2 separate regions of the Mus musculus genome follow, and region 1 is linked to region 2. The links are chromatin loops, found by intact Hi-C in ENCODE. Cell type or tissue: heart. All regions are shown on one strand.

Region 1 (4,000 bases), 56 kb after region 2:
CACAAAAACACACTAACACACACACACACTATGGTACACACACATAGTCACACATACTAACACACAAACAAACATACTCACACAGAGACACACACATATTTACACTCACATAGACACACACATAGTCACATACATCTGTACACATACAGACACACACATACTCATACATATACACACATACAAACACTACACACATATTTATACACCCATGCACACACCACACACACATACAGACATGCACACACATTACACACACACACATGCACACACACACACACCACACACACATGCACATGCACACACACCACACACACATGCACACACACACACCACACACACACACACACACACACACACATACACACACACATGCACACACATGCACACACACACACCATTCACATGGATGAGGGGGCAGACCCACCACCTCCACAGGCTTCCCCACCCCCTGCTGAGGACGTACACATTTTTTTCCTCCATCAGGAGCTACTCAAGGGACAAAAGTCTGTGGCAGAAAATTTTGTTTATGAATTCATTTCCTGAGGATACTCCCCAAATAAAAGGTTCTATTTTTCCTTAACTGGCCCAATAACGATGCACATCATAGCATTTAAAGCCATTTCTGGCTTTAAAAGAAAATATCCAGCTACGAATTATCTGATGGCCTTTAGCAAGTGCGGATTCCTCAAGTGAAAGGGCGCTGAGGCAGGGAAGTCAGCAGCCCCATCGAACTCTTTCAACAGCCTGGGAGGTTTGGGTTTTTTTTTTCTAAATTATTGTTGGATTCCTACTGGATTCGTGCTAGAAAAACTTTGCAAAGGCTGCAATAGTTATTTTTAAACAAATCTCTCTCCTGCTTCCATTCCCTAGCTGTATTTCTTTGCCTCATTAAAGACAAAGCTTTGAAAAAGACAAAACATATTCTTCAACTTACAACTAACCGAAGAAGATCCCCTTGGCTGGGGTGGCCTTGTAATGTGTCATGGTAACTAAGGCCCCTTTTATTATAAGGACATTTTTAGTAATTATGTAGGGACAATTGACATTAACTAGATTCGTCTTGAGTTACCCAGAAGGTATCTTTGAAAGACTCAGAACACTTACAATTTCCTAATTATGCTTAGCCAGCCTTCAGGAGGAAGAAAGCCTCTGTATAGGAAGAAATTAAATACTGAATAAGAAGAAATAAAGTTTAATGTCTTCAGAATCTTAAGGGAAAAACTCCTCTCAGAAATTTTTGAAAGAGAGCTAGAAAAAAGGTCATTGGGTAAAGTGCTTGTGGGGCAAGCATGTGACCTGAGATTGTCCTCCCCTGCTCAGCTGGACCCAGCAACTCCTGCACTGAGGGCGAGGGAGCAGCAGATCTCAGAGACTCACTGGCCAGCCAGAGGGAGGCTTTGCCTCAAAAACAAGATGGAGAGCAATAGGGGAAGATACGTGAACCCAACCTCTGGTCTCCACAGATATGCACACATTGGAGGCACACACACACACACACACACACACACACACACACACACACACACACTATATATAGACAAAGGCAGACATACACACACAGAGACATGCACACACACATAGTATACAGACAGAGACAGAGAGACAGACACAGAGAGAGACAGAGACAGAGACAGAGACAGAGAAACAGAGAGAGAGAGAGACAGAGAGGATACTTTTTTTAAAAAAAAATATTTATTATTATTATAAATAAGCACACTGTTGCTGTCTTCAGACACACCAGAAGAGGGTGTCAGATCTCATTATGAATGGTTTGTGAGCCATCATGTGGTTGCTGGAATTTGAACTCAGGACCTTCGGAAGAGCAGTCAGTGTTCTTACCTGCTGAGCCATCTCGCCAGTGACAGAGAGAATTACTGAAAGCAGACTGCCTCTCCTTGAGCCAGACTGAACCCCGACTTTATCTCTAAACCATTAACACTGGATATAGAAGGTATGGGAGATCCTACCTTAGTCACATGGACTGAAGAGTAGCCCTGCCAAAGAGTGGATGCTGGACAGGTGAAGAATCCCAGCTGGGTGAGCTTCAAAGATGCCACACCACATCCTCCAGCAACTGTCTCTACTGGGCCATTGCACTGGTTTATGCCAACAGAACCCACAGAAGGTCCTCGACTAACAGCCACCTCAAGGAATCACTGATATTCCCAGTTTGTTTTAGGAATGTCTTCCAAAATGTAGTGTGCGTATGTGCGTGCATGTGTGCATGTATGTCTGGGTTTGTCTGTGTATATGTAAAACTTTTTAGAGATTTATTTAGTTTACTTTATTTCTATAAGTGTTTGTCCTTCTTGTGTATATTTGTACCATGTGTGTACTGTTTGCCTGCGGAATCAAAAGAAGATATTAGACCTCCTGAATCTAGAGTTAAGGATGGTTGTGGGCCACTGTGCTGGCGCTGTGTGGGCGACCGTGCTGGCGCTGAGAACGGATCCCTGGTCTGCAAAAGTAACAAATGCTCTTGACTTCTGAGTCATCTCTCCAGCCCTAATGGACTTTTAAAAGAATGTGTTCTTCTCCAATGCCAAATACTGTCTTCATGCATTTGGGGTCATTCAATATTTCCTGGGTGCTGCTGATGCTGATGTGGGGAGGGGAGACACAGAGGCTGGGTAGCAAACTCCCCATTTCCAGAATGTGGTGTCTCTGTAGCCCCTTTGGGTTTCTGTTTACTCTTCTTTTGTGAGTTTCAGACCCTGGGTAAAAAACAAGGGGAGCCTCTCCCGTGTCTCTGAGCTAAGAATCTTCTTGTCTGAAGATTCTTTTTTTCCCAAATGAGGTAATTCTTTAAATGTTCCCTTAAAGGCCTTCCAGGATTTGGATTTGACATGGATTTGAACATGAGGATTTCCCTCCAAAGATGCTCAGACAACTGTGACTTTGGAAGTGTCAGAAGCCATTGCTGAAAAAGGTCCATAGTCTAATACTGCACGTGGCCTTTTCAATTGTAGACAAAGGGTGCAGAGACACAGACTACATCCATAGGCCCCACGTGTCTAAATTAGACTTGAGATACTGTGCAAGAGAAGGGTGAGCCCCTTGCTAAGAAGGGACTGGAAACAGAGGCACAGCCCCTTTCACCAACTGCAGGGCACAAGGTGTGAGGAGGCTGTGGACAGACAGAGGCTAGGACTAAGCTGGTTGCTGGAGAAGCTGACCTGATACCTGTCCTGTTCTGCTTACAAGTCTGGGTACAGATAGGGATCTGGGTACACTGCGAACGGGATCTCTGGGAACCCTTGGAAGTCTTCATCTCCCTCTTTCATAGCCACTTGGCTGGAACTCTTCCATCCAGGCAAGTGCTCCAGGCTAAATGCTATTATTGTCTCTGTCACAGAGTCGTCATTTCTCCTCATTACCCACAACAGCTTCAATTCATGCCTGATGGCCCATTTAATTGCTCATGGTCCATTTTCCTGTCAGAAGCCCTCCATGTTGGTGATATACTCGAGGACCATAAAGAACACCATATTAAGTCCTTGAGTGCCTGTTCAGATCAGCCTCCAGCAACGAATGTCTTCAATAAAGGCAATATGGCAATGTCACATTAGCATCAGCCCCAGAACTGACCACCAGGCCTGCCACATTTGGGAACTGTAGGTCAGAGAAATAAGTGTACGGGACGCACGACTTAGGTATAACACAAAGTGATTCACGAACAGATGCAATCAGTTCCCAGCTTGCGTCCTCACTGAACTTGCATTCTTTACAGAGGTGGGGTCTCTCTCTTTCACATCTTTTCCTGCCTTCCAAACTTCCCCATAAAGCCAGAAGTCCAGGACATTGCCTGGGGTAGAATGTGCTGGAATGTACATGAGGAACAGCAAGGAAGACGGGATGGGGACTGGCTGGTATGTGCGTGGCAATTTTGGGTGCTGCCCCTGAAATATCTTCCCTGGATTCTAGAGAGGAGGTTTAGGGTGTGTGTGTGTGTGTGTGTGTGTGTGTGTGTGTGAAGGAGTGGAAGGTGGGAGGTGGTACA
Region 2 (4,000 bases):
CCTAAAGCCTTCCTGCACAGAGGACCTCTTCTTGCACATGGCCCTAACTTTGCCCGGCTGAGACTGCATTCCTCTTGCTCTCTCATTTCCTGCCGCTGTGGCTTTCCTCCCCAGTCTCTCTGAAGTGTTGTTGGGACAGTCACTGGTCCCGGAACACTGTCCTCATTCAATGTTTTGCTACAGATCATTAACATGGTGAATCACCAGTATAAAATAAACTTGTAATAACTGGCCTGCGAGTAATGGGGTCCAGTCCCATGCTATCCCGTCCCTCATCAGAAGCAGGCCCTGACGGATTGGGATTTTTGGTGATATGTGAATCTGGTCTCTTCCCAGAAGAAATGTCCCTTTGCTAGGAAGTTGTTTGGGGGCACAGTTTGGCTCTGTCAAACCATATATAACAAACCATATATAACAATGGTCAAGGAAACCTAAAGAGCAGCTTCTCTCTCCATAGAGACATGGTGGTGATATGGCCCTCTCCCTGCAGTTACAAAATAATGATGGATGGTACTCTTTGATGAGACTGATTGCACTGAGTCAAGGTTTCACAACCTTTTTTCTATTTGTGACCCCTTTTGCCTCAGAAAGTTTTGAAACTTTCAGTATGTAGGTATGCTAAATAGGTATATAATCCAAATATTTTCTGATAATCAATCATAAAGAAATTTCTTATAAAATAATTATTTGGAATCTATACAATTATACTATTTGTTAAAAGATGAAACTTTGCATATTAATGAGATAGATATACATGCTTGTTTATTTTTATATAAAGAACTAAGTTTGCTGGATATTTGATGCTATAGGACAAAGAGCATCTTCAACACTTTTCAGAGCTGAGAGCACTGCCCCACAGAGATGTGGACTGCCTCCTAGCAGGAGCATGTTTAGGGCTGTCTCAGAAATTACTGGAAATTCTATCCCAATCCAAAGCCAAAATTTATTTGATAAATGTTTATCAAACTCCAATAGCAATTTTTAAAATCAAGCATTTTAACAATGTGTTCTAGTGATGTACTTAAGTTGCCAGTTACAGGCTGAGGAAGGGGAGAGGAAATATTAAAAACCTTTATTTTCTATTAAAAAAATATGTTTCTATAAGGAACCTTGTATACCCAGTATGCACGTGGTTCATAGCACAACCCCGGCCTCATGCCAGCAGTCTGAACCTCAGCTGAGTTGCTGAGTGCATGGTACCAAGTGTGTGCTATGTGTTCAGACCAAGCAGGCACACACGAAGCCACACATGGGACATGGGCAAGCAAATACTGGAATGCCCAGATATCTTATGGATCTGAGTTTGAGTTACTCTTTGGCCACTGAGGATTCAGAAACCCCTCAGTGTTGCCAACCGTTTCCTGACCCTGTTCACTGTACAAACTCCTCCTGGCCACAGTTTAAGATGCCGCAATGTAAATAAGCTCATTCTCGGTCTCCACTTGCTCCCAAAACATGTTTTCTCTGTTTTCTTGAGTGCTGGAAATAGTTTAAATAAAAGACCCTGCTCTGCCTTCCATCTAGTGTGATGGGCTCCAGAAAACCCACTTAACCTTCCCTTTGGGAAGGCTTCTTTGTTTCACAGCCCAGAATCTTCATGCCCACACCAACGTGGTGCAGAGAAGGAACCTTCCAGAAAAAAAGCTCCAAGGAAGGCTGACTGCCTAGGTTCAGTTTCTCCCTGGAGCTGCATGAGGGCTGCCCACTACAGGTTATCTGATGTGCTCTCCCCCTTGTGCCCAGGTTAGAGGTTAGAAGGGTACTCATCAGTGCTGCCTGCCCAAAAGCTTCCAGCCATTGTCTGTCCTTCTGTTCCTGCCTCATTTCAGTCTATGTGTGAAAGGCAGGGAAATATAAGCTCCAAAGTCATGCTGAACTAAAGGGATGGAGAGAGAACTATAAACAGTAACATCTTAGACAGAAAGGATTAGGACTGCAAGAGTGAGAATAGTGTTGAGCTGCTGTGCAGTCAAGCTTCACACACACACACACACACACACACACACACACACACATAGCATGCATGTGATCAGAAGTCATCTGTGGTCTGAGGGGTTGGGATTGTGAAATATGCTCATCTTAGGACCCACTCTCAGAGACTAGCTGAGTAGCTCTGGGCCAGAGCCGGGATCTTCATGTTCTAATAAGCTTCTGGAATGAGGCTGGTGCAGCTGGTGTGGGGACCTCATTCAGAAAATTGTTATACCAAGCCCAGTAGAAGCACAAGGAAATACACCCTAAACAGAAATCCAAGGATTCCTAAAATAGGCTTGCTGGGTGCCGCTAAAAATCTAACATCTCCTCTTTATCTCTGGGTGCGCCCCGTTTCTTTATCTCAGTGACTGACCTATTCTGCTGAGAAGTAGACTGGGAGCCTCTCGGGGTCTCTGTGCCCTGTGGCAGTGTGCAGCGACAACAGTGGGCACATGGGTGGAGGTGCTCAAGGAAGGACCTGGCTCTTGAGCAGTGAGGTTCTTCTTTGTTAACTATGCATCTAGAAGTGCCACAGACACTAGAATGAAAAGATTTGAGAGAAAGACCCTAGATTAATGTGGTGATGTTGCTGAAGAATCTAAACTTCAAATAGTTTAGAGTCCCTTGAACAGTCTTCTCAAAGAGTGGGCAGAATGACCAGCTCTGCCCTTCATCCTTCCCCAGACGTACAGAAACAGAAACTTTGGTGTGGGGAGGCTCAAAACTCCACAGTGTGGTCATGGTCCTTGGATTATAACTATATATGTATGAATGCTGGGGCTCAGGAACGGCCACAGGGGAGGTGACTGGGCACCAAGAGGACAGGGATAGCCTAGTGGACCCTTCATCCAGCTTTTAGAAGAGCCATTGTTTCTCTGTCCATTGACACCAGGATTCTGTTTCTGCCCCATGGTGCCCCTGTTCCACCACTCTGAGGCATCTTACCAGCCCTCTTTGATACCCTGGGCCCATGGTAGCCCTTTGACTATAGATTTGAGATACCTCCTTTGCCTCTAACCAGGCTGTGTAACTATATCCCTGCCAGAGAATGGGCAAGGACCCTCCAACTAGTAAGGCTACCCATAGTTTCACACATACAAACACGGTGGGAGCCAGTGGGCATAGTTAAATGCAGCCATATGACTGACACGTTTCTGATCTTATAGACCCTTCCCCAGTACTTCTCACAGCTCAGCGACCATAGTCTCCAAGAAAGTCTGCTTCAGGATGTGCGCAAGTGCGTGCATAAGGAAATCACTGCCACCAGGAAGCACAAAATGTCCTGATGAGGAGACACATTCCAAATTGCTAAATTGCCTTAGGACAGGAAAAAATCCAGGGAACTCTAGAGTAAGCTGGTGATAGACACCCAGGGCTTGGGTAGAGCTAGTGAGGCTATGGCTAATGAGACCCAGTTTACTCATCTCCAGCGGCCTGGACAGTGATGGTGTGCTTGCAGAGTTTGCTTTGTTGACTCTTGTGTCCCAGGCCCTTGTCAACTTGGGTGTGGTACCCAGAAGAGCTACTGGCAATGCTGTTGGAGCTGTGTGTAGGGCCATGGGAGCCCAAAAGGAAAAGGACGGGCCACTGCTCTAGGTATTATTTGTACAACCCAGCTGTAGGAACCGTGTCTTCTGTGGCCCACTGGTGCAGAAGACAGCTTTCTCACTCGCCTTTCACATACAGACACAATTCTGAGTGGTCCTCCTTCTGACAGAGACAGTGGCCACGGGGTAGAACTGACAAAGGAGCTGTAGAGCAAAAGGTCTTCTTCCACCCTCTCACCACCCCCTCTCCCTCTGTGTCCTTAATGTGCTAGGAAGTGTGGCCAGTTCACAGTTTTAGGGAGGTCGGAAAGTCAGATGAGTGAGCTCAGCTCCATAGGGACAGAAGTGCTGTGGCAGAAGTGACCCTAGGAGACCCTTCCTCTGAGCCACACTCACCTGCAAGGTACTTGGGCAACAGGTTACTTGGCTTTGCTTGCCCGGAGCCCAGCAGTGATTTCTCAGTAAATGCTTTCTGACAA

Evidence for each region. Hi-C counts contacts between places; a loop is a spot of excess contacts. Peaks named below come from ENCODE experiments on the same cell type or tissue, not always from the same donor. Only the 100,000 strongest peaks of a DNase experiment are listed, where the experiment ranks them.
Region 1: a loop joins it to region 2, with 2.0 times the contacts of the local background. A loop is called at or near these places in 1 of 42 quality-filtered maps.

Annotation. Positions count from the first base shown.
Region 1 is chr9:71,345,240-71,349,239 of GRCm38, forward strand. No RefSeq gene overlaps it. Among named protein-coding and RNA genes, the nearest start is that of Gm32769, 26 kb to the right of the region's middle. In heart, no CTCF peak of the experiment used is centred here; no DNase peak of the experiment used is centred here.
Region 2 is chr9:71,288,856-71,292,855 of GRCm38, forward strand. The region is part of intron 12 of Aldh1a2 (aldehyde dehydrogenase family 1, subfamily A2); the gene reads left to right. Among named protein-coding and RNA genes, the nearest start is that of Aldh1a2, 75 kb to the left of the region's middle. In heart, no CTCF peak of the experiment used is centred here; a DNase peak (open chromatin) is centred at 2,106.